Linked DNA regions of Homo sapiens: regions 1 and 2 are each linked to region 3. Evidence: chromatin loops called from intact Hi-C (ENCODE). Cell type or tissue: heart right ventricle. All regions are shown on one strand.

Region 1 (8,000 bases), 370 kb before region 3:
GCCGAGCCCGTGGAGAGGGCTGGGTGTGGTGCTGTGTGGGTACAGGTGAGAGGGGCACGTCCCAGGGGTCCCGTCAGCTCCAGGACACCTGTGCAGATGCTGCATGCATAGGCTGAATGGACAGAGGATTCCAAGCTCCTGGGTTCCTGGGAGGAGGTCTAGAAGTGGGGAAAGGGAGCCGCAGGTTCCACAAAGGGACATCTCTCAGCCCCACAGACTTTCCGCTCCATGGGGAGAGGTGTGGAGGAAGGAGGGCTGAGTGCGGCCCAGGCAAAGGCCCCGCTTGCCTGGGTCTGTGGGTGGTATTGAGTGGTATCCCCAGGAAGCTGAGGCAGGAGGCTGACGAGGGTTTGTGGATGGTTCCTCTGCTGGGGGAGCCCCTGAAAAGTAGGGCCTGAATGCCAAGGGAGGCTGGCAGAGATGCCCATGAACTGGCCTTGGGTCTAGTCTCCACCATCTGCTGACTCCAGTCGGGTGGCTGCTAGTGCCTTGGTGTAAATTAGAAAAATGTGCTCCAATGAGAAAAAATGTGGCTCAGAAAGAGTCGAGTGGCCCGCATTTCAGCCTTCTCTGGTCCCCTTGCATAGGACGCAACGTTTAGGGCCATCCACGGTGGCCCTGACTGTGGGCTGTGCCTCCCTGTCCTCATCAGCAGATGGGGAAGATGTCTACTGCCGGTTCTGCCCACCCCAAGTGGATGGGGGCACCCAACAGGGAAGTGGTGGGAGGGACAGGCTTCAGTGGTCTGCCCTGCCTCCTGACTTCCCTGAAGTTGAGGTCCCATAGCATGAGGTGTGTGGTCCTTGTCAGCCAGTGGCAGGTGCGGTTGGTGCAGCCCAGCACTCACCCTCCTGGGAGCCGCCTGGCCCATCAGACAGAGTGTGGCTGCTTCCACCCGCACCCAGGGGCTCTCCCAGACCCCCGCACTGCTGGGCCCCACAGCTCCTCTCTGACATGGGTGCCTTTCCCGCTGGCTCCAAATTGCCCTCCCCTCCCACTGTGGTGCACAGGCCGACTCCCTGCTGCCGCCCAGAACCTAGAGGGAGTGAGGTGCTGCAGCGTCTGTAACTGAACGGGAGACCCAGGCCGCTGGCAGCAGGGAGGGCTGCATCCTGGCATCTCACCACCTTCCTTCTATTACCACCATGGGCTGGGAGTCAGGCCCAGAAGATAGTCCTGAAGAGGTGGCAGCGTCACGCTGCTCCCCTGGGAGTCCCTGCCCTGGTTGCTATTCAAGACAGGGTGGGGAACAGGGAGGATGGGAAGGGAGAGACACAACCTCACCGCTTAAGTTTAATGGCAGGCTGTTAGCACCCGCCAGTGCTGCAAAGTCCGGTCAGAGGCATCACACAGGCTACCGACCTGCTGGAGGGGTGAGGAGGAGGGGGGGGCGAGTGCTGGGCAGGGGTGAGGGGTGTGGGGACAGCCTCCCGAGTAAGGGGCTCCAGCATGTAAGGACACCTGGGAGGGGAGCGAGGGGCTGGCCTGGGACTTCAAGGGACTGAGGCTGGGTGGCCCCAGCTGCTGGCTCCAGGCAGCAGCTTCCGCAGCGGGAGGGCTGCAGGTGTGTGACTCACCTGGGTGGGGGAGGCCCTGAGTCACGGCTCCTGGTGTGACAGCCCCAGGAAGCAGGCCAAGAGCCCTGCTCATCTGGATCCCGCACTGAGGCTGGCTAGAACTCCCGGGCAGTGGGCCGGGCTGTTGGGCCTTTAGCTGTGTGACAGCACAGATGCCAACAAATCCACCTTTGCCCCGCTACCCTGCATTTACCCAGCGTTTCCCGGCTCCCTCCGTGCATCGGAATCATCTCAGGGCTCCCGCGGCACATGTTGGCTGTCTGCAAAGCGGAGAAACATCCCTCGTGTTGCTTTATGAAGCTCCTTTCATGCAGGCCAGGCATCTAGCCTTCAGGCCTTTGCTCTCTCCGTCCCCAACTGCCTGGAAAGCCGGTGCCTCCTTGTCCTTCAATACCCAGCTCAGCTCAGTCATGGCTCCACTAAGCCATGCCAGGTAGCAGCGATGGCTACTCCCTGCCCTCCAATGCCTGCAGCGTGTCATCTGCTGTCTCCTGACACCAGCACTTTCTGCTTTGCCCCTTCTCTCCTCAGCTAGGCGGGGCTCCGCCTCCGTGTCCCTCCGCATGCCTGCTGCATGATTCCTGGGTGTAGGTCTCCACTGGATGAACGGCACAACTTCCCCCACTGCCCTGTATCAGTTGCTTTTGTTTCAGGTGTTACCACTGTCCCCCCAGAATGACTGTGAGCTTCTGGGCATGGGGACCAGCACACTCCTCCACGGTGCCTGGTGCATGCTCAGTGTAGAGGCATGCTTGGTGAACATCCCCTGATTAAGGTGTGGGCGTGCGCTGTCTTACAAAGCACACCTGGGAGGCAGCAGGAACCCGTGGGAGCGTGCCAGCCCCACACTGAGGGCAGTAGTTTCATCTTTTTCTGGTACTTCCGAGAGTACCATAGAACAATTACCTTAGTTAAATTTATACCAGTGCTTCTCAACCTGGCTGGATTTGGCCCTCAGGGGACATTTGGCAATGTCTGGAGACTTTTGCTGTTGTCATTAGCTGGGGAAGGAGTATTACCAGTGGGTAGAGACCAGGGATGCTGCTGAGCGCCCTACAGCGCATGGGGCAGTCCCCTGCGGCAAAGAATCATCAGGCCCCAAATGTCGGTAGCGCCGAGGTTGAGAAACCCTGGGCCACACATTGACAGCTGACGCTGGGACTTGATTTGTTTATGTGCCCCTATACACTACGGGAGGCACAAATGGAAGATCCGAGGAGCCAGGAACGGAACACGGACAGAAGCATGCACGGCCTTGTGCGCTGTGCCTGCCTGGGAGGGCAGCTCTGTGGCAGGAGGCTGCTCACCTGGACACAGGAAGGATCAGGGAAGCCCGTACTGCTCCAGCTCACATCCTCACGGGACCTGGAGGCTGGAGAGGGAATTCCAGGAGTCCAGGTACATCCTGTCTGGTCCCAAGATCTCTGAAGGGTTCCCTGGGGACAGTCTGTTTCCTGAAGCAGCTGTGGAGTCCTCCAGCTTCCTTCGTGAGCTAGGGAGGGGGGTGCTGCCGTGATTCTGTAAGAGCTTGACTCCAGGAAGCACGAAGAAGGCTCCAGAGACAGCTTTTGCCTTGATTAAGTTTGATTTGATGTGTTTTTGAATTATTAAACAAAAGTCAGTAAGAAATTCTCAGGTGCCCTGTAATCTGGAGGAGTTCTATTTCCACACGGTTAGTATCACTGGACCCCATGCTGTCCTGCTTCTCCCAGCTCACCAGACCAAGGAGGGTCCATGCTGCACCAGCAGAGCCCCGCATTCTCTTCAGCGTCCCCACCCCCCCCCCCAGAATTGCTGGCCAGTGGCTTAGGAGGCAACACCCCAACTCAGGGTGTGCTGGTCTTGCTTCTCAAGCCTAGTAGGAGAAGAGCAGAGGGGCACGCAGTGTTTTCAGGGCGGGAGCAGCAGAAAGCATCCCTTTTCTTTCTCCAAAAGAAAAAAAAAGCACCCTTCCTTGGCAGAGTCAGCACCTTGCTCATGTGAGCAGCCCAGGAGCACCAAGCAGAGCCCGGCACACGGTGGTGCTCCATGACAGTGACAGCCAACATGTATGAGTGCTCCCAGGTGCCGGCCCCCTTGCAAACACTTTGCGTGTCTCTCCCATCCACCCTCAGAGATGAGTACTAGCATTACTCATCACATTGCCACGTGGGCACGAGCATCAGCCTCGTTTTCTAGATGAGCACACGTGCGTGGAGAAGCTAAGTAGCTTGCCTGAGGTCACACAGCAAATACGTGGCTGGGTGAGGCATGGAACCCAGGAATTCTGGCTGCAGAGCCTGTGCTCGGACCTGCTACGTGCTACTTTCCCCACTGAACAACGGATGCGCGGATGGATGGATGAGCACTGGGCTCATTTAGCGGGGATTCAGCACGTTAGGGCTGGTGTGGTTCAGGTGGACACAGGGGTGTTAGGTGCTCCCCCAAGGGACAGGGTGTCAGGAGGGGTGAGGGGTGAGAGGGTGAAGATGGAGAAAAAAAAGGGAAGCCCAGGGAAGCTTTCCCCAGGCACACGAGCATCCCTCACTGCCCTGCGCTCAGCCTCTTGCCAACTGTCCAGGGCACCAGCCTTCTGTGGTCCCCTTGCATAGGACACAACCTTTAGGGCCATCCATGGTGGCCCTGTGGGCTGAGCTTCTGTATCCTCGCCAGCAGATGGGGTAAGTCAGTGATGCTCCAGGCAGTACCCCCTTGGGCAGGCTGCCCTGCTCCTTGCCAGCAGTGGTGGAGCATCTCCTGCCTGCTCCTCCACCCCCGTGGCTTGTCCTGGGTTCAGGGCCACGGGCTGTAATGTGGGTCTCTGCCCCCTCCACCCTTCCCATTACTCAGCCCAGCCTACTCTGATCTCAGAAGCTAGTCACTGTCTCTACAGCCTGTGAAGCATTCCCTGTGTGTACACAGATCCTCACACAGCAAAGCTTCCAGCCTCCCTGCCTTTGCTCTCTGGCTGTTCCTCCTGCCTGGAATTCCCTGCCCTGGCCCCATCTGTGTTCCGTTTATTGGCTGCTCAGCCACCAATATTCAGCTCAGGCATGGCCTCCATAAAGCCTTGGGCCAGAAGCTTCTGACCCGTGAGCTCACTGCTGGCATCGTTGTTTCCGAGCCTCCTTCTGGCTCCAGGCCTCTCTGCTTGTCTTGCTCCCTGGGCTGTGTACACTTGGATCCCTGCTTGCCCTCCTGGCTCTCACCTGTGCCTTGTTGTGCCTTCGTGGACCCTGTGCACCAGGGTGTGAACTGAACCTACCCAATGAACTCCAGTCTGACCCCCAGCTCCACTCTGGTTTTTGTGACCGGTCTGCCCCCTGCAGACTCAGGGCTGCACCATCCTTCTAGAAGCAACCATCTAATGGCCTGGTCTGATGGAAACGGGTAATGAGAATCCCAAAGAAAGCTCCTCTAGCATCTGCCTTCCATAAGAACGACTCAATTTCAGGCTCAAAACATAGAGGGAACCAGTGTTTTAGGCACAGAATGGGACCCAAACGTTAATTCCCACCCCTTCCTCATACCATAGTGGGGTTTTTTCCATTAACTCTTTAACAGGGCAGCTTAAACTAGAAGCAGAGTTGGATACTTTCTAAAACTATAGATCCAAAGTGAAGCTGGAACAGCATAGCATTTTCTGAATCAAACCAATACTTTCTTTAATGAGACGCTTTGCAGGAAATATGCAGAAATATTTCTCATTGTGACATTGAGACGAGTAACTAGAAATGGAATCTTTGGAGGGACTTATACCACATGGGGGCAAACTGAGCCCCAGATAAGAGTTTCTGGGGCAGATGCACTGGTGCATAAGAGACAGGGCAACTGAGCTTCAGCTGGTGCCATCCTTGAGGTAAGTTTGAAGAACTTTGTAAAACTGGAATTTCAGAATTTCTCCATTGGACTGATTCTGCCACAAAGAGGGAGCTTCGTGGAAGCATTCATTTTCCTCTTTTGTCTCTCCAACCATCCTGTATGATTAGAGAGACACAGGGTTTGCAAAATTTCCTGCAAGTGATAGCCTGATGGTGGAGGCTCGGTGTCCAGGCAGGTCACGACAAGGTGGAGGGACTAGCCTATTCCCAGAACAGCCTCGCATCAGCACAACACAAGGATCAAGACGTCGCCAAGTTAAGCTGGAGGGAGAAGAGCCCAGCCTGAGGCTCCCAGCCGGCTGTGTTTGAGAGGATCACAGAAGCAGGTGGAGGGAGGGCCAGGGAGCCCAGAACGACCGGCCAAACAGGAAAAGACGAAGCCAGCTGTTTAAACGGCAATGACCTCAGGGCGAATTATTTTCTGGCAATTAACCATGGACTGGAGGCAGCTCAGAGGTGCAGCTGCCTGGCCTGTTTGTGCAAACCAGAGGATGTGAATTTGGAAGCCTCAAGCCATTCCTGTAACAAGATGTCATTGTCGGAAGGCTGAAGGTGACCTCTACCCCTCCTGGCCCCAGCCCAGGGCTCACACCCTGGGCTATCCAGCCGCAGCTATGGTGGAGGTTGGGACTCAGCCATTCCACTGGGAGCAGCTCTACAGTGAGGACAAGAGGATGAGCTCTGGCCAGTTTCTGATACTAACATACATTCCTGACCCGGGGGGCTGGGAGCAGAGAAGAGGACCAGGGCTGGGGTAAGGAGAGCTGTAGATGCGATGGAGTGAGGGTTAAGTTGGAAGAGGCAGGGAGGGAGCAAACTGGATGCTGGGGAAGCAGGAGGTATTCTACAAGCACATCAAGGAAATGCAGCTGAGCAGTTGCACTTGCTCACACCTGTAAGCCCAGCAACTTGGAGCTGAGGCAGGAGAACTGCTTGAGTCCAGGAGTTTGAGACCAGCCTGGACAATATAGCAAGACCTGTTTCTCAAAAAATAAAATAGGAAAAAAAGAGAAAATGTGGCTGAGGCCATCCAAAGCGCCAGCCCAAATGTTGGGGTCTAAGAGGAACGTGTGTGTGTGTGTGTGTGTGTGTGTGTGTGTGTGGTGGGGGGTGGGCCTGGAAGGAGAACAGAATTCCAGAACTACACGCCCAAGACAGGCGTCCACTGAGCTTCAAGCTGGGACTATTAAGAACTTAGTTGGAATGGGCTGAGTCAGGGCAGCACCCAGAGAGGGCAGCAGGGCCTGGCCAGCAGGCTGGGGGGATGGGGGCCAGGTGCCCCATGGGGAGACACAGAGCAGGGGACTCAGAGGATGCTCAGTGGATTCAGGTATAGGGAGGTGACCAATTGCCACTTCTTCCCAGCCCCCCCTGGAAAGCACTAGACATTCCCGTGGCTGTCTTCTTACAGGCTTTGGACAGAGATGGTGCAGCCTGCAGATACCTGTGCACACAGGTGGACAGAAGGGACTGTGCAGGTGGTGAAGGTGGGATAAGAGCAGTGGCAAGGGCCCCAGGGCAGGACTAGTGGTGTGTCCCTCGCAGTGATAATTCATCCTAGGACAAAAGTGGCTATGGGGGGTAGGGAAGGCTACCAAGAACAAGAGTGAGGAGATACCAAGAACAGGGCAGCCTAAAGGTTAGGAAAAGTCCTGAGGCCCAGAGAGGTCAGAGCCTCTGACCAAATCCAAACACAAATTCAAACCACCTGCACGGTCCTTTACCTTTTAATGCAGGCACCTGGTGTTCCTCGCTAGACTCCAAGCCTAGAACTGGGCCACAGTCCCGTTCTTCCTCTCCCCTTCTCACCCTGTGTTTTGCCCAGCAGAGCAGGAAAGCTGAGAATGTGCTGGAAATGCTTGTTGAGGCCGACGTGTCAGGCAGCCCATCAGTGCAGGATGGAGCCTCGGTTGCAGAGAACTGCAGGGAGGTGGTGTGGAAGCTCATTGGCTGTAAGAACTGCTCCGCTGCGACAGTGCTGCTGGAGGTGGTGGTGAACAGGTACACCCACTGCAGCCTGGAGAGGTGGATGTTGACGCAAAGTCTATGAGTCTCTTGTGCAGCCAGCTCAAGGCTGGCTCTTCAGGATGTTTGTGTCCTGCTTCCCAAAGAGCCTTCAGGCTTCAGAGGTCATCTTCTCCATTCCCCTGGCTCTACCACACAAGCCACCCTGGATGAGGAGAGGTTCATGCCAGAGAGGGGTCGGGATTCTCCAAGCCCTGGCTGCAGGAGAATTTTTGGAGCATGGGGGCTGTCATCTGACCAAAGATGAAAATACCACCTAACAGACGAGGCAAGGCCCACCGTGGGGCTGGGTGGCTGGTGGAGCAACAGAAAGGAACATGTGGGTGAGAAATGAGGGGAGGATGCAGTCCAGTTCCCGGGTCCAGGGACCCAGGTTCCCCCGAACTTCCCACCAGTCCCAGCTTCTTTAGAGGATGTGGCCCAGCCAAGGCTGTGGGGGTCTGGGGGCAGTGGGCCCAAGAATAACTCTTACTTATGTAGGTCTCTTCTCAAAGGAGCTTGGCCATGGTGACGGTGATGAGAATGTTCACCAGAGCCA
Region 2 (8,000 bases), 91 kb after region 3:
AATACAATCCTTTACTATTCTTATTCTTAATTGATGTAATGGATAATAACTTGTTCAAAGAAATAATAATAACAATGTATTAGGTGATTATAACATATAGATAAATGAGTGACAGCAATGCAATAAGGAACAAGAGGGAGAAATTAAGAATATATAATTATAGATAAATATTTGAAAGTGGACTTAGATTAGTTGTAAACACACATTATACACACTAGGGCAACCACTCAATATTTTTTACAATGTAATTGATATGCAGAAAGGAAAGAAAATGGAATCGTACAAAATGCTCAATAAAACTCAGAGAAGGTGGGGAAAGGGGAAAATTTGAAAAGGAAACAAAGAATAAGTACAAAAAAAAAGAAGATAGTTAGAAGTGTGATAGACAGTAATCCAACTATATCAAAAATCACTTTAAATGTGTGTTCTAGGCCGGGAAGCCTAGGAAGCCAGGCTTAAGAATAAGAAACAAGGCCAAGTGTGGTGGATCACACCTATAATCCCAGCACTTTGGGAGGCCGAGGCGGGTGGATCACCCAAGGTCGGGAGTTCGAGACCAGCCTCACCAACATGGAGAAACCTCGTCTCTACTAAAAATACAAAATTAGCCGGGTGTAATGGCACATGCCTGTAATCCCAGCACTTTGGGAGGCCGAGGTGGGCGGATCACCCAAGGTCGGGAGTTCAAGACCGGCCTGACCAACATGGAGAACCCTCGTCTCCACTAAAAACACAAAATTAGCTGGGCGTAGTGGCGCACACCTGTAATCCCAGCACTTTGGGAGGCCGAGGTGGGCAGATCACCCAAGGTCGGGAGTTCGAGACCAGCCTGACCAACATGGAGAAACCTCGTCTCTACTAAAAATACAAAATTAGCCAAGCGTAGTGGTGCACGCCTGTAATCCCAGCTACTCGGGAGGCTGAGGCAGGAGAATCACTTGAGCCTGGGAGGCGGAGGTTGCGATGAGCCAAGGTCGCACCATTGCACTCCAGCCTGGGCAACAAGAGCAAAACTCCGTCTCAGAAAAAAAAAAAAAAAGTGTGGTCTAAGTAAACAAAAGACAGAGATTGTCACAATGGATTTAAAAAACAAGACTGAACTAAATGCTGTTTATAAGAAACTCACTTTAAATAAAAAGACACAGATAGAATAAATTAAAGGGGTGGAGGAAAAGATGCCATGATGACATTACTCAAAATAAATCTATAATAACCATATTAATTTCAGACAAAGCAGACTTCAGAACAAGAAAAATTGACAGGGATAAAGAGGGGCATTACATAGTGGTAAAGGGACCAGTTCTCAAAGAGGACTACCATACTTGACACGTATGCGTCTAACAAGAGAGAGTCAAAATGTGTGAGGCAAAAACTGATGGAACTGCAAGGAGAAACAGACAAATCCACTAACATAGCTGGAGATTTCAACATCCTCTTTCAGTGACTGACTGATAGATTCAGCAGGCAGAAAATCAATAAGCATAGAGTTGAACCGGATAGCAGCACTAAACAACTGGATCTAATAGAGATTTATAGAATGTTTCATCCAACAAAAGTAAAGTACACATTCCTATCAAGCTCACATGAACATTCAACAAGATAGACCACATTCCAGGCCATTAAGCAAACCTTAACAAATTTAGAAGAATAGAAATCATTCAAAGTATGTTCTCACCACAATGGAGTTAAATGAGGAATCAATAACATAAGACAGCTAGAAAATCTCAAAATATGTTTCTAAAAAATACATGGGCCAAAGAAGTTCAATAGAAATTTAAAAATAGTGTGAACTAAGTGAAAATTAAATAAAACATAAAAATTTGTGGGAGGCAGTGAAACTAGTGCTTAGAGAGAAATTTATAGCATTGAATGAATGTATTAGAAAAGGAGAAGATCTAAAACCAACAACCTAAGTTTCCACTATAGGAAACTAGAAAAAGAAAAAGAATAGCAAACTAAGTCCAAACTGAGATCTTTATAAATGAAGATGAAATGTTTCTGGACTGGAAGATGCAACATTGTTAAGATATCACTTCTCCTTAAATTGATCCATAGAATCAACATAGTAGAATCCCATCAGGATTTCTGGTAGAAATTGACAAGTTGATCCTAAAATTTATACGAAAATGCAAAAGACCTAGAATAGCCAAGACAATTTTATAAAAGGCGAAAAAAGTTGGATGATTTGCAATGCCCAAAACTTATTCTGTAATAAAGGCAATGTGGTATTGGCATAAAGACAAGCATACAGATTTTTTAAATGGAATTTAGAATCCAGAAACAAAAGCTTACATTTATGGTCCATTGATTTTTAATGAAGGACAAGACAATTCGATTTGGAAAGGATAGTCTGTTCCACAGTAGGGGCTTGGGTAGGGATATCTATATGAAATAAAATGAACTTAGACCCTTCTCTTACATTCTCCTTAAACTCAAAGGGGTCACAGTCTTAAGTAGAAGAGCTACAACTATAAAACTTTTAAATGAAAATATAGGAGAAAAATATTTTTGAGAAATCTTCTGCAAATCTTTATGACTCCAGAAGGATCCATAAAAGAAACAATTGGTAAATTGCACCTTATTAAATTTAAAAACCTTTGTGCTTCAAAAAATAACCCTAATAAAATTAAAAGACCAGCACAAACTGGGATGAAATATTTGCAAAACATATATCTAATAAAGGTCTAGTATCCAGAATATAAAAGGTAGCTTTACAATTCAGTAATTATAGTAATTTTAATTACAACTGATTAAAAAATGATAGAAGACTTGAATAAATATTTCACCAAAGAAGACATATTAATAGCAAATAAACACATGAAAAGGCACCCAGCATCATTAGTCATAAGGAAATGCAAACTAAAATCATAATGTGGGTTGGGCGCGGTGGCTCACGCCTGTAATCCCAGCACTTTGGGAGGTCAAGGCAGGTGGATCATGAGGTCAGGAGATCGAGACCATCCTGGCTAACATGGTGAAACCCCGTCTCTACTAAAAATACAAAAAATTAGCCGGGTGTGGTGGCAGGTGCCTGTAGTCCCAGCTACTCGGGAGGCTAAGGCAGGAGAATGGCATGAGCCCGGGAGGCGGAGCTTGCAGTGAGCTGAGATCGCACCACTGCACTCCAGCCTGGGGGACAGAACGAGACTCTATCTCAAAAAAAAAAACATAATGTGATACTCTTATATGCTCAGTAGAGTGCTATATTCAAAGACAGGTAATACTAAGTATTAGTGAGGGTGTGGAGAAACTGGAATGCTTGCATGTTCCTGGAAGAAATGAAAATGGTACAGCTACTTTGGAAAATTCTTTGGTTCTTTCTTAAGTTAAACAAAAACTTACCCAAGACTCAGTGGCTTCACTCTGAGGAATCTATCCAAGAGAAATGAAAACATCTCCATACAATGACTCATAATTGAATGTGCATAGCAGCATTATTTGTACTAGCCAAAACCTGGAAAAAATCCAAATGTCTACCAGTTGGTGAGTGGATAAACCCAATATGGTATACTCATTCAATGGAATACTACTCAGCAATACGAAGGAGTAAAATACTGGTACATATTACAACATGAATGAACCTAATAAAAAGTATGCCTAAAAAAGACAGATGTAGGCCAGGCGCAGTGGCTCACGCCTGTAATCTCAGCACTTTGGGAGGCTGAGGCAGGCGGATCACGAGGTCATGAGATCAAGACCATCCTGGCTAACACGGTGAACCCAGTCTCTACTAAAAAAAAATACCAAAAAATTAGCCAGGCGTGGTGGCGGGCGCCTGCAGTCCCAGCTACTCTGGAGGCTGAGGCAGGAGAATGGTGTAAATCCAGGAGGTGGGGCTTGCAGTGAGCCGAGATCGTGCCACTGCACTGCAGCCTGGGCGACAGAGCGAAACTCTGTCTCAAAAAAAAAAAAGGAAGAGAGATGCAAAGAGTATATATTAGATGATTTCGTTTATAGTAAGTGTCCAGAAGAGGCAAATTATAGAGACAGAAAGCAGATTAATGATTATCCTGGGGAGGTGGGGTAGAAGTTGGTTTGGGCTGCAAATGAGCTTAATAAAATGTTTAGGATTATGACAATGTAATAAAACTGGATTGTGATGATGGTCATACAACTCTATACCTTTATTAAAAATCATTAAGTTGTATACTTGCAATGGGTATAAGGTATATAAATGACACCTCAAAAAGGCTGTGAAAACAAAAAAAAACACACAAAAACAAGACAAAACAAAGCAACCTGACTCTCAATACTGACTCAGCAATGGAGGTGTGAACTCTGGACATGCAATGACCAGCTCCTCAACTGTGTAGGTGACATCTTGTTGTGACATAAATTTTCTCTCCTTCCTTCTGACCTACACTGATTGCATGTAGCCCCAGTCAAAGCCAACCCTGCTCGGGCCATGCCCTGTCTAGCTATCCAATGTCCCTGTGCACTCTCAGAGTTTGCTGCCAGGATCTCTGGGACAGTGTGCCAGGTTTCCAGCCACCTGCTCAGTACTTTTCAGCATCACTAAAATGGAGTTATTTTTGATACCAGTAATGGCAGAAATCCAACTAAAATGAATTTTTATCTACAATCTTGGCCTTTACCAAAAAAGAACTGAAACACTGCACACACATATTGCTATCCCCATTTTCCCAGCATATAGTACCTGAGGAGAGAATTCTGGATGACACTTTCTGCCCTACCAAGAATACCTACCAAAATTCTAAAACATATTTGCTGTCTGTCCCCTAGGCATGAGTGTGTGTGTTTTGAGAAAGCTAGGTGGAGGATGAGGGGTGAAGATGTAGTAATTTGGTGTTTGAGCTATTGAGTTTAATTGAGTGATACATCTGTGCAGAAACGGAATGTTGACGTCATCACTTCCTCTGCCAACTTTGTTTGCTGTTTTTGTTTTTTTAAACGAAATAGATTTCTTTGGGGCTGCAGCTGGCTGCCTCCAAAGAGGGATCAAACCAGCTCACTTCCTGCTCATGCTCTTCTCTTTTACTCGGGACCCAGTCACCAGCTGAGTTTTTCAGGATTCTAAAATTCCTTAACTACTCATTTCATGTTTCCTTAACTACTCATTATGTGATTCTCATTCATTTCCCAACAGATGTTTGTTGAGCTCCTATTAAGTGCAAAAGGCTGTCTTAGAGGCTGTGGGGGATACAGAGATTAAAAAGAATGACCCTGTCCTCAGAGAGTTTACAGTCTAACTAAAGCAGGAGGTAGGGAAGGTGAGTATACAATAACTAAGCTATAAGGTAAGGTGATAACAGACAGACAAACTGAGATATCAGAGTTTCGAGGAAGGAGAGAGGCCTTTTAGCTAGAACGATCAGGAAAGCCTTTCTGGAGAAGGCGTGATTTGAATCAGATCTTAGGGATGGATATAATTTTGATTGACAGATTGCAGGAATGTGAGAAATATAGATGGAAGGAAATAACATGTGCCTGGAGAAAGAAGTTTTTAGAAATGGAAACGCACAAGGTGAATTTGAGAGAAAAATAATATTATTTTGCTAAAATACAGAAATTGGATTGAGAAGCAGAAGCAGATAAGTCTATAAATACATGCTGGAGTAAATTATGTAGACACTGAATGCCAGTTATAACTTGGACTTATCTCCAGACAGCCAGTGTTAACCTTTCCTTGACTCAAAAGGCATTTAAATAATAGGGACACAGACTCAGGCTCTATCTTGGCAAGATCCATAAGTTACACATGGAGAACCTTCCAGTGTGATCACAAGAATATAAATGGTTGTACTGCATGACCTTTGGGCCCCATTCTGTCCTGAGACTAAAGTTTAGGGGCTGTGAACAGAAAATGAACTCTCTCTTTTGGTGTCCTGGGTGGCCAGAGCTATGTATGGGTTATGGGGGAAAGATCTGTCCACCTGCAGAGGTGCCAAGGGCGTGCCTTGCTTAGAAGGCAGTTTCTTTGGAAGCTTAGAGAATGAGGACAGCTTTTTGTACAATGCATGGTCCCTTCAGATGGGTGGTTCTGCTTAGTGTTTTAAATACTGGGTGGGCTGGTTCTGCTGTTAGCACAACGATAGACAAACAGGGGGTGTGCACCTGTGCTGCATTAGGATCTGTCTCATCACTGCTTACTCCGCTGTATAGACAAAGATTCTTAAGTAATACCCCATGAAGGAACAATGAAGCCCCCGGCAGACTGTCGGAAGACCTTGAGAAGGCTGACAAATATGCAAAATCTTTATCAGCTTTTCCTTCCCTAGACTACTTGGGCTGGCTGGTGCAATGAATACAAACACCCACTTGGGCCAAAAGTCCTTCAATGGAAGCAGAAAAGAAAAGAAGAGAGAGGTGTGTATTTCAGAAAGAAGAACACAGAGATGGGGATAAATATAATCAGTCAGACTTAAGACTGTCATTAAAAAAAAACAGACATATTTTGCTAAATGCAGTCATTTCTCCATAAATCCAAAGGCAGCAGTTGGAACAGCTCTGCAATGGAAAAGGATGAGGTTTGGTGCTGCCTGTGATAGTCAGAAATGTCAAATGAACTGGGCCGGGCACGGTGGCTCACGCCCGTAATCCCAGCACTTTGGGAGGCCGTGGCAGGCGGATCTCGAGGTCAGAGATCGAGACCATCCTGGCTAACACAGTGAAACCCCATCTCTACTAAAAATACACACAAAAAAAAAACTTAGCTGGGCATGGTGGCGGGCACCTGCAGTCCCAGCTACTTGGGAGGCTGAGGCAGGAGAATGGCATGAACCCGGGAGGCAGAGCTTGCAGTGAGCCGAGGTCGTGCCACTGCACCAGCCTGGGTGACAGAGTGAGATTCCGTCTCAAAAAAAAAAAAAAAAAGTCAACTGAACTAATGTGTGGAGAAAAGAGCAGCACAAACATACCACCAGCGTTCTGAAGACTTCTTCCATTGCAATCAGGAGCTGAGGTTCAAATTCAGTGCTGCTCAATGGATTTGATGAAATATCCCTTGAGTTCTTTTCCTAGTTCAGCCACTTGGCAAGCTATATTTAACTTGGGACTTTTCTTCTCCTCAGCTGAACTAAATGACCTCTTGATATGGTTTGGCTCTGTGTTCCCACCCAAATCTCATCTCGAATCCTAATCCCCATGTGTCGAGGGAGGGACCTGGCAGGAGGTGATTGGATCATGGGGGCAGTTTCCCCTATGCTATTCTCGTGATAGTGAGGGAGTTCTCACTATCATGATGGTTTTTAAGTGTGATGGTTTAAGCTGATGGTTTTAAGTGTGGCACCTCCTTGCTCTTTTGCTCTCTCTCTCTCTCTCTCTCTCCTGCTGACTTGTGAAGAAGGTGCCTGCTTCCTCTTCACGTTCCACCATGATTGTAAGTTTCCTAAGGCCCCCCAGCCAAGCAGAACTGTGAGTCAATTAAACGTCTTTTCCTTATAAATTACCCAGTCTCAGGTATTCTTTATAGCAGTGTGGGAACTGACTAATATACCTCTGAAGCCCATCCACCTCTAATACTCTCCATTTCTTTGATTCAGTGAATTTCACTAACTGGGCTCAAAGTATGTTTAGGATGTGAAAAGTCAAGTGGTTCAGGAGACTTTAAATGTTTCAAACAACTTTATATTGGAAATATGGGGAAAATGCAAAATCTTGATCAGACCATTAAACCGTGATATTGACTTTACGGCATTTTATTTGATTGTATCAGATCAAACACTTTTCTAAAGGTAAGAGAGGAAACAGAGAATTGGAAATAGAATTAGAGAAAGCAACTAGACTCAGAAATAATGTCTTAAAATATGCCTAAATTTCAAAAACGTAGATGTCAAATGAAAATATCTACAATCTAATTCTACTTGCAAAGTGTTCTTAGAACCCTAGCCAGCTCTACAGATCAAGTTATTGTCATGCTTAACTCTCCCTAGCCTCACTGCTCTTGCACTCCCCCTTGCTTTATCCTGCTCCTCTCCCTGAATGTCGCATCACATCAGTGGCATGCTTATGCATCTAGCCAAGAAATACCTTTTACTGCT
Region 3 (8,000 bases):
CAAGTCCCCAGTGAGATTTGCAGACCCACCTGCTCCTCTTCCAACACTCTTTGAACTACTTAGTCATGGCAACAACAACTTGCCCCAGATTTCTGGAGAAGGGACAAGTCTTTCAACTTTTGATGAAAAACAAGCCAAAGCTCACTAAGCTGCCAAATCGCTTAGCCAATCGGACCACCAAGAAAAGTCAAAGTGCAGATGCCCAGTCTCGAACTTCTAGAACACACCAAGGCCACCCCTCCTGGGAGGATATGGGAGTATAGGCTAGAAAGGATTCTGGGAGGTTTATCAATCCATTTCACTGCTTCCAGAACAACACACAAATCATTTTGGTGAGCAAAATCTTTAAAGAGCCCTCAAATATTCATAGCCTTTTCTATTTCCCTATCTGAGGTCTCACAGCCGTGAATGTTTCCCTCATGCTGCAATCTAAGCCCACTTCAGTGAGGATGGAAGTGGCTGGTCACCATCTTCTGTGTATCATCTTTTACAGACCACTCTTGAAACCTCCACAAAACCTCCTCTTCTTCGGGACATCTCATTTTGGCTCAGTTCTGCACTGCCTTACTATAGGTCCTCAGAGTCACGTCTGGTGGACTCTAATTGAGAACCTTGCCAGTAAGGCTGCTACCCTGCAGTGAGGGCTGGGCAGAGAGGCCCCTTCCTTCCGTTACGGTGCCTCAGCTCACCTGCACTGCCTTCTCCTTCCCCCTTCTCCAGGAGGAGGTGTCACACTGTCACCAGGAATGGTCTCTGTGCTCTGGCCTGTTGTCCTTGGAGAAGCTGGGTCAGGTGTATGACTAATGAGCTTCCCACCCACCTGTGCCCCTTCCACCTGCCAGCTACACCTTCTGTGGTCGACACCTGCTGCAGCCCCTTCCAGGCCTTCAGCAAACCTGCTACTGCTGCTGGTCTTGAGTTCCACTTCCTGTGTAGCGCCCCCACCAGGATCTTCCCCAGGCACTTGCCTATCCCTTTCTTGCCTGGAACACACTTTCGCCAGCCTTTCCCAGTTCTGCCACAGTCTACCAAATTGTTTGCTGAAAAATTCACAGAGCTTCGGCCTGCAAATCGTATATAGGCCTCTTCTCTCTTGTCTCCTTTTTATCATTTTCCACCCTAGCCCCTTCTCTTCCCAAGCTCAGGAAATGTCAGCTGTAATCAGTAGGGCATTCCCACACTACAGGAAACATACATCTAACCCAAGACCTAAGGACCCCAAAACAAAAAGGCCAAAGGCAAAGGCTAAAGGGGCAGAAGGTATTACATGCTTTTCAGGCCCTCTGTTTGGTTTCTACTAGCTGTAACACCACATTTTCCTTATTTTATTTTACTTTACTTCAATGTCAGGGCTTAGATCCCTGTGTCTATTCCAAAGCACATTTTAGGAAAAAAAATGGTGGAGGGGTAGTTATGTTTTGTTTGAGATCTCAGCCATCTACAATTTTCCAAGTAGTGGCCTGCTAAAAACTGCTTCATTTCCCACCTTGGCTTCCTGCACAAGCCTGGTTTGCCGAGGATACCGTGTGCAAATGCTTCCACATGATGGGTTTTGGCCAGGAAGGCACCCACAGCTGGGGCAGCTGGGAGGCACCGTAGCTCTAGAGACCCAGGAGAGGTAAAGATGCTGGGGAGCTGATGGTGATAGGAAGCCTTAGGGAGAACTCCATGAAAAACCCTGAGAGCATGGTACAGACCTCTGATGTGTGAGTGCCTCATGAGGAGCAAGGCTGAGCCAAGGACTGGGGGATAATGCATGGCCAGGAGTGAGGAAGGTAGAGGGGGTGGGAGAGAAGGAGAATAGGAATGATTCCTAAAGAAAAAAAAATGTAAACAGCAGAGACAGAGCCCAACACACAGCCAGGTCATCACAAAGGACAGGCCCCCACTGGCAGAACCAGCGGGCCTTTACCTGCACTGCATTCCAGTGCAGGGACCAGCACCACATGGTTAACAAATGTTAATTGTTGAATGGACACAGGAAGAGGTTCCTACCAGGCTGGTCTCCGTTCTACAAATCACTGTCACCACTTACTCTTCCAACACCTTTTGGGCTCCAAGTCTGTCCATCAGCATCCGGAACTGGGCTTCCTCATCTTCGCCCATGTCGCCCAGATCCTCATCCCCTCTGGACAGATACACCTTCTCTTCATGGCGCTGGGCCACCTGTTCACCTGCATCTTCCTGACTTGGGTTATTCTGGCTGAAGAAGAAGTGACCTGGGGGGTGCAGGGCACAAGGATCCGAATTAGACCATACCCATCCAGGAAGAGCTCAGCTTTCTCACCTGCCAGGAATCATTGAAGGTTCATCTGAGAGAAGGAAAGGGAAGGGAAAGCCCCTCCAGCAAAGATCCATGGACATGGGTCCGTGGACACGTTCCAGATTCTGTGACTTTTCCACTTCCACAAACACCCCATCAGTGATGCTAGAATCTGGGAATGGCAGAATGTAAGACGGATACGGTGTCTCCTTTGTGGTTCTCAGTCCCTTAACATCTGGCTTAGAACGCATCTCCGTTGATTTCTTCTTTAAGCAACAAGGCCTTTCCCTGCACTGCATTCCAGCACCCTGACTGCAGAGGCTCCTATTGTCATCCTAGTCATCCTCCCGCTAGCATCACTAGACTTCACATCTACAAGCTCCTTAACAGTTTCCAGTGTACTTCCTCCATACTCATACTGTCCAGTGTTACAGCAGTCTGTCTTATCCTCCCAAGTCAATTAGAAGCTCCTGAAGGTCAGGAAAGGCATCAGATACTTACAAGAAAATTATATGGCCCCACACATAAGGCAGATATATGGCTTTTGATGTATCTGATAGGATAGTGTGTCTGGTTTCTTTATATTGTTCATAGATCTCGATTCTTCTTCCTCCTGGTTACCTTGAGAATGTCTAGTCTGTTCAAACCTTCTAGAAATTCCTCTGATAGCTGTTATCCCTCAACCTGGAAAATTCAGCCAGACTTGGGTTGGAATGAGCCATCCAGTTGTCCCACCTTTTGGCCATTTTTCTATGAAGGCAGAAAAGGAGAGGCTGCAAATCTCATCACAGCTCCCCCTTTTATGCTATGGCTTCTGCAGAGCTTCCGTCCATCTCCCTTGCCAGTCCCAGTGGGAGGGAGCTTGGTAATGGCAGTGCAGTGGGCACTGAGCAAGCGGCAATGTAAGCAGTTGAGACGGGCATGTGAGGAGGCCCAAGCAATCTAGAGCCTGGAGACCTTGAGCTCCAGGTCCCTGAAAGGAGGGCAGGAAAGCTTTACTACCTGCCCCCCAGGTCTACAAGGGACAGGAATGCACCTTATACAGTGTTAGGTAGACCCATAACCCTGAGGTCCCCAGCACCCATCAGAACTTACTAAATCCAGTAGTGAACTCCTGTGGGGTCAGATAGCCATTGCCATCAGCATCCAGGGCATCAAACACATCCTCCAGTTCCTCCAGGCTGAGCGGTAGCTCCTTATGCAGCCTCTGAAAACAACCCAGAGTGTACTGGTTAACACTGACACTCACTGGTGGGGGAGGTGACCTGGGACTGCAGAGCCTTCTGCCAGAAAGTGTCTAGAGTTCGGCCCAGTCCTACAAAAGCCAGTAGAAAGCTTCTGCATCCAGACTGCTTCACCATCCCTCTCCTCCTTTGCATGTTAGCACAACTACCATTGATTGGGTGCCTACGAATGTACTAGGCCATTTGCTAGGTGATTTATAAATAAACAAATATGTAAATATGCATTTATTTATCTATCTGCATTTAATTCCCATGACAACACTCTGAGCTAGGCACTATTATCTCTGTTTTACAGATGAAGTTTGAGGTGAAATTACCTGCTCCAAAGTCACATGGCTAGTAATGACATAGCCAGGAGTCAAATCCAGCTCTGATTCCAAAGCCAGCACTCTCAACATCTGTAAAGGACTCAAACTGTACAGGACCAAATACTTTCAGGATAATACTCACACAGCATGGTGCTGTAAAGTTGAATGCAATCATGAATGTAAAGCATATAACAGTGCCTGCATACAGAAAGCATTCAATATAAAGTAGTAGGGAGGCAGAGAGAGAGAGAGACTCATGGCCCACTGAGGCCCCTCAAGGAAGTACGTGGCAGAGCCAGGCTTCAAACCCTGTCTTCCCTGCTCTCCCTAAGCCCCCTTTCCTCTCCCGTACCACGATGCGGGTGCGGGTCACTTACTTGAGGCCTCTCCTGCTGGAGGCCCCTGGTGTCCCATTGCCTCAGCACTGCATTTGTAAGTGTCTGTGGACACACATTTTGGTGCTTGAGCTCTGAGGGGATATGGGATAATCCCCCTTCCTACCTCTGAGTGACCCACACCCAGGCCCCGAGTCCAGGTTCCACTCCAGCTCCCTGCTGACTGGTAAGGAATTCCTAATAAGATCTCAACTGCCATTGGCTTAAGGTATCAAGGCCCCAAGAGTATTTGTGTGTTAAAGGGGGACTGGACAAGATAGTGTGAGGAGGTTATCGCTGGATTTGAGTCTAGAGCAGACTCAGACCTCATAAGGAGGGAAGGGCAGAGAACAATTAATAGGCCCAAGAGCAAAGCAGCTGAGCTGTTGCTGCTCCCTTCTGGCCTTCTGCCCGATGTGCAATGGCCCCAAGCCAAGGCTAACTTGCATAGATGAAGCAAGTGTACCCTCATACCCAAATAATCTAGGTCTCCAAATGAGAACTCCCCAGAGAGTTATATCTCAGCCGATCCTCTCCCTTCCTCCCAGTTACCTAAGCGGTAACCGTGCGAAATTGCCAGTGTGGAAGTGACTGACAGCTGAAAACAATGAATGCGGGGCTTTGTAAGAAGAAAGGTATATACCAACCTCAACAATAAAAAAGAGCTGGCAGGTGTGAAAGCCCATAACATAATTGGCAAGAATACTTGGCTTGATCCTATGGCAGTTCTAGCTGATAAGCCATAAAGCTTAATTTGGCAGGTACATGCATTAAGGGAGACTATGATGCATTATAAAGTGGGAAGACAGGCTGATGTGGAAGCCATTTAGAAGAATTGAATTAAATATGAATGGGCTTTTCAGAAAAGGAAGGAGAGTGAGAGAGAGTGTGCAAAGATTCTGGAAGTATATCTGCTTAGCATTCAGCAGAATCTCTGACTTATCAACAATCCATAAACCAGCTGTCTCAAAAGCTACAGTAGGAGAACACGGGTGAGGAGAGAGTCAATTTTGCAAGCAGGGATTTTATTAGCATCATTGGAAATAAGAAGCATCACACCTGAGGTAGGGTAAAAGCGCAAGCTCCTGTCACGCTCACATTCCAGTCCTTCCTTTGGATTATCCTTCCTCCTTCCCCACCCTCAGACTAGGATTGCTGGATCTGATTCAAAATGTGGTCTCTCGCACTGGGCTGGAGCAAGAAATGAGCTGCAAGAAAATTCCAGAGATCAACGGGACCCTCAACATGCCTTTCACTCAAACACCCCACACACTTTTCTCATGTTAGCATGAACCAGGAGAGGCTAGTTCACAGCTCACCTTAGGCACCATTCCTGAATCCAGCAGCACTTCGAACCCCAAATCCCCCTGTTGTCTAATCCCAGTTCTTGTCTACATCTCAAGTCAGTTTCCTCCTCCCATTGTCAGCAAAGATGGGGAAAGCAATATTATAGGTTCCAAGTAATTCTTACTACTCAAGTGCTGGCAAGTCAGCGCTGAGTGCTTCTTCAGCCTTCTCTGCAACTGATTCTATACCTGATTCTTCACTACACCTGATTCTTTCACCTTGTTTTGTTGGCCCTCCTTGAAAAATCTTTTAGTCTTAATAACCATAATTATCTCTTATTTATCGCTCTGCTCAGGGCCTACAGAGCCACAGAAAACCAGCTTATTCTGGTATGGTCCCCTGGTACTGTTTACATTATTTTTATTATTTTTATTATTACTTTTTTTTTTTTTGAGACAGAGTCTCGCTCTGTCACCCAGCAGAGTAATGTGATCTCAGCTCACTGCAACCTCCGCCTCCCGGGTTCAAGTGATTCTCCTGCCACAGCCTCCTGGGTAGCTGGGACTACAAACGCCCACCACCACACCCAGTTAATTTTTGTATTTTTAGTAGAGACAGGGTTTCACCATCTTGGCCAGGCTGGTCTTGAACTCCTGACCTTGTGATCCACCTGCCTTGGCCTCGCCTCCCAAAGTGCTGGGATTACAGGCTTGAGCCACTGGACCTGGCCTACATTTTTAACTAAGTGAGATAAGCAGGGTGGAGGGGAGCAAGATTATTTATTCCACTGTGCAATAGGCCTGTGAGGCTCTGAGATTAGCCTAAAGTCACAGTGCAGACCACAGCTGGGAAAAGAACTGATTTTCCATCCAGGGCTTGAGCAACTGTCTAATAGTTCTCCAGGGCATTCATTCTGTTATTCCCTCACCTTCATTACCTCCCACACCTACCCACCTACCAGCACCACCAAAATCAGAACACAAAGTCTCTCTTGCCAGCACCAAGACCCAGCCTTCCAGAGATCCTGTGGCACGCACAGCTTTTCACACACCTGGAAGGGTGGGCCAGGGAAAAAGAGAGGCATGAGGAGGAACTCAGCTTCCTATTCGTACTGCCCATGGCCCTGGGAGCTCTTGAGAACTCCTTGGCTCCTTTAAACACCAGCCTCACTCTTTCTTCACTCTCAGCTCCTGCGTCACTTCCTCCGTAAGGCCTTTGCACCTCCCCAGGTTAGGTCAGGTTATACAAGCTCCCCAAACTACCTTTCTCTCATTCATAAATCTTTCCCAATTAGCATTTTATATACTGATAGATGTGACTCATTGATGAACGTCTGCTCCCTCAGTGCTCTGAGAACAGGGACCTCATTCGTTAGGCACTGTTGTGTCCCCAGGATCTAGCCCAATGCTGACAAACATGGACTATTTAGATAAGTGTTGAAGGAAGGCATAGATAAGCGCTTGACTAAGAGCAATGGCAGGAGACCCTGAGCTCCTATGTACAGAGTGCTGGTCTAGACCTCACACACTCCAGAACCTGACCAGCCCAACTGCTAATTCTCAGCAAGACTCATAGTGACTGGCAACCTTCCAGAACCTAGAACATGAGGCATCTACAGCAGCAGTACTGAGAGTTCATGCCCCAGAGCCACGGGAAAGTGATGTCTTTTGTTGCACTCCAGCCAGGCTCCTTTACCTTCCTAGTCACCAGCCCAGTAACATACCCCATGTAGCTTAAAGTGTATGGTTGCACAGCTTCAAACATGCTTCCATGACATTTTTATTGAGGAAAAAATCAGAGGATATCCATTTTTTATGTCCAGAATTACACTGTCCCTCCTTTTGGGGCAATCACAGCATTCTTTTCAGACCCCCATTCCAGCACCAACCACCCTCTTCCCTGTGGTACAGTTCAGCTATACCAAATCTCTCTAGGACGAGAGTGGGAGGTGGGAGGGCAGGATCAACCTTTATCCTGCTTTGCACCTTGATGTGCTTGGCTTGGGCTGATTACGTGGTATAGGCCACAGTTTCTCAACCTTGGCACTACCGACATTTTGGAATGGACAATTTTTGGTTAAGGGGGTAGTGGAGGGGAAGGCAGGGGAGGGACCATCCTGTGTATTACAGGATATGTAGCAGCATCCCTAGCCTTTGCCTGCTAAACGCCAGCAGCACTTCCCTCACCAGTCGTTTCAATAAAAAATGCCTCCATACATTGTGTAAGGAATATGGCTGTGCTTTGGTCAAAGATAGACCGAGGTAGAATGTTTACATCCTGCGTGAGTCAGCAAGTTTAGAGTGCAGGCGTATAATTCCACTTGTTATCACAGCCATGTAGCCATAACATGAGAAGGCCATCACTTGGCTGTACACCACTATTGTCTGTAAAAGATATAATTGTCCTGTTGACACTGTGCAGGCATGCTTGCGCTTGTGCCCAGAGAAAGAGAGAGAGTCAGAGCTGCCTGTCATTGCAGACAGACTGCGGGGAGCCAGGACACATGCCCAAAGAAAGAATTAAG

Evidence for each region. Hi-C counts contacts between places; a loop is a spot of excess contacts. Peaks named below come from ENCODE experiments on the same cell type or tissue, not always from the same donor. Only the 100,000 strongest peaks of a DNase experiment are listed, where the experiment ranks them.
Region 1: a loop joins it to region 3, with 2.5 times the contacts of the local background. A loop is called at or near these places in 13 of 110 quality-filtered maps.
Region 2: a loop joins it to region 3, with 2.4 times the contacts of the local background. A loop is called at or near these places in 12 of 110 quality-filtered maps.

The regions. Positions count from the first base shown.
Region 1 is chr12:3,309,564-3,317,563 of GRCh38, forward strand. It overlaps LINC02827 (long intergenic non-protein coding RNA 2827), which reads left to right. Exons shown (of 5, transcript NR_187483.1): 3 at 7,266-7,438. The region is part of intron 1 of LOC100128253 (a long non-coding RNA gene); the gene reads right to left. Among named protein-coding and RNA genes, the nearest start is that of LINC02827, 13 kb to the left of the region's middle. RefSeq lists an enhancer at 3,028-4,227 and a silencer at 4,256-4,305. In heart right ventricle, a CTCF peak has its summit at 4,241; DNase peaks (open chromatin) are centred at 4,591 and 5,908; H3K27ac peaks cover 2,287 bases.
Region 2 is chr12:3,767,668-3,775,667 of GRCh38, forward strand. No RefSeq gene overlaps it. Among named protein-coding and RNA genes, the nearest start is that of CRACR2A, 19 kb to the left of the region's middle. In heart right ventricle, no CTCF peak of the experiment used is centred here; a DNase peak (open chromatin) is centred at 4,440; H3K27ac peaks cover 492 bases.
Region 3 is chr12:3,676,880-3,684,879 of GRCh38, forward strand. CRACR2A (calcium release activated channel regulator 2A) reads right to left here. Exons shown (of 20, transcript NM_001144958.2): 5 at 3,359-3,470; 6 at 2,036-2,219. Among named protein-coding and RNA genes, the nearest start is that of CRACR2A, 72 kb to the right of the region's middle. In heart right ventricle, a CTCF peak has its summit at 4,591 (motif pointing left); DNase peaks (open chromatin) are centred at 4,616 and 7,952; H3K27ac peaks cover 1,871 bases.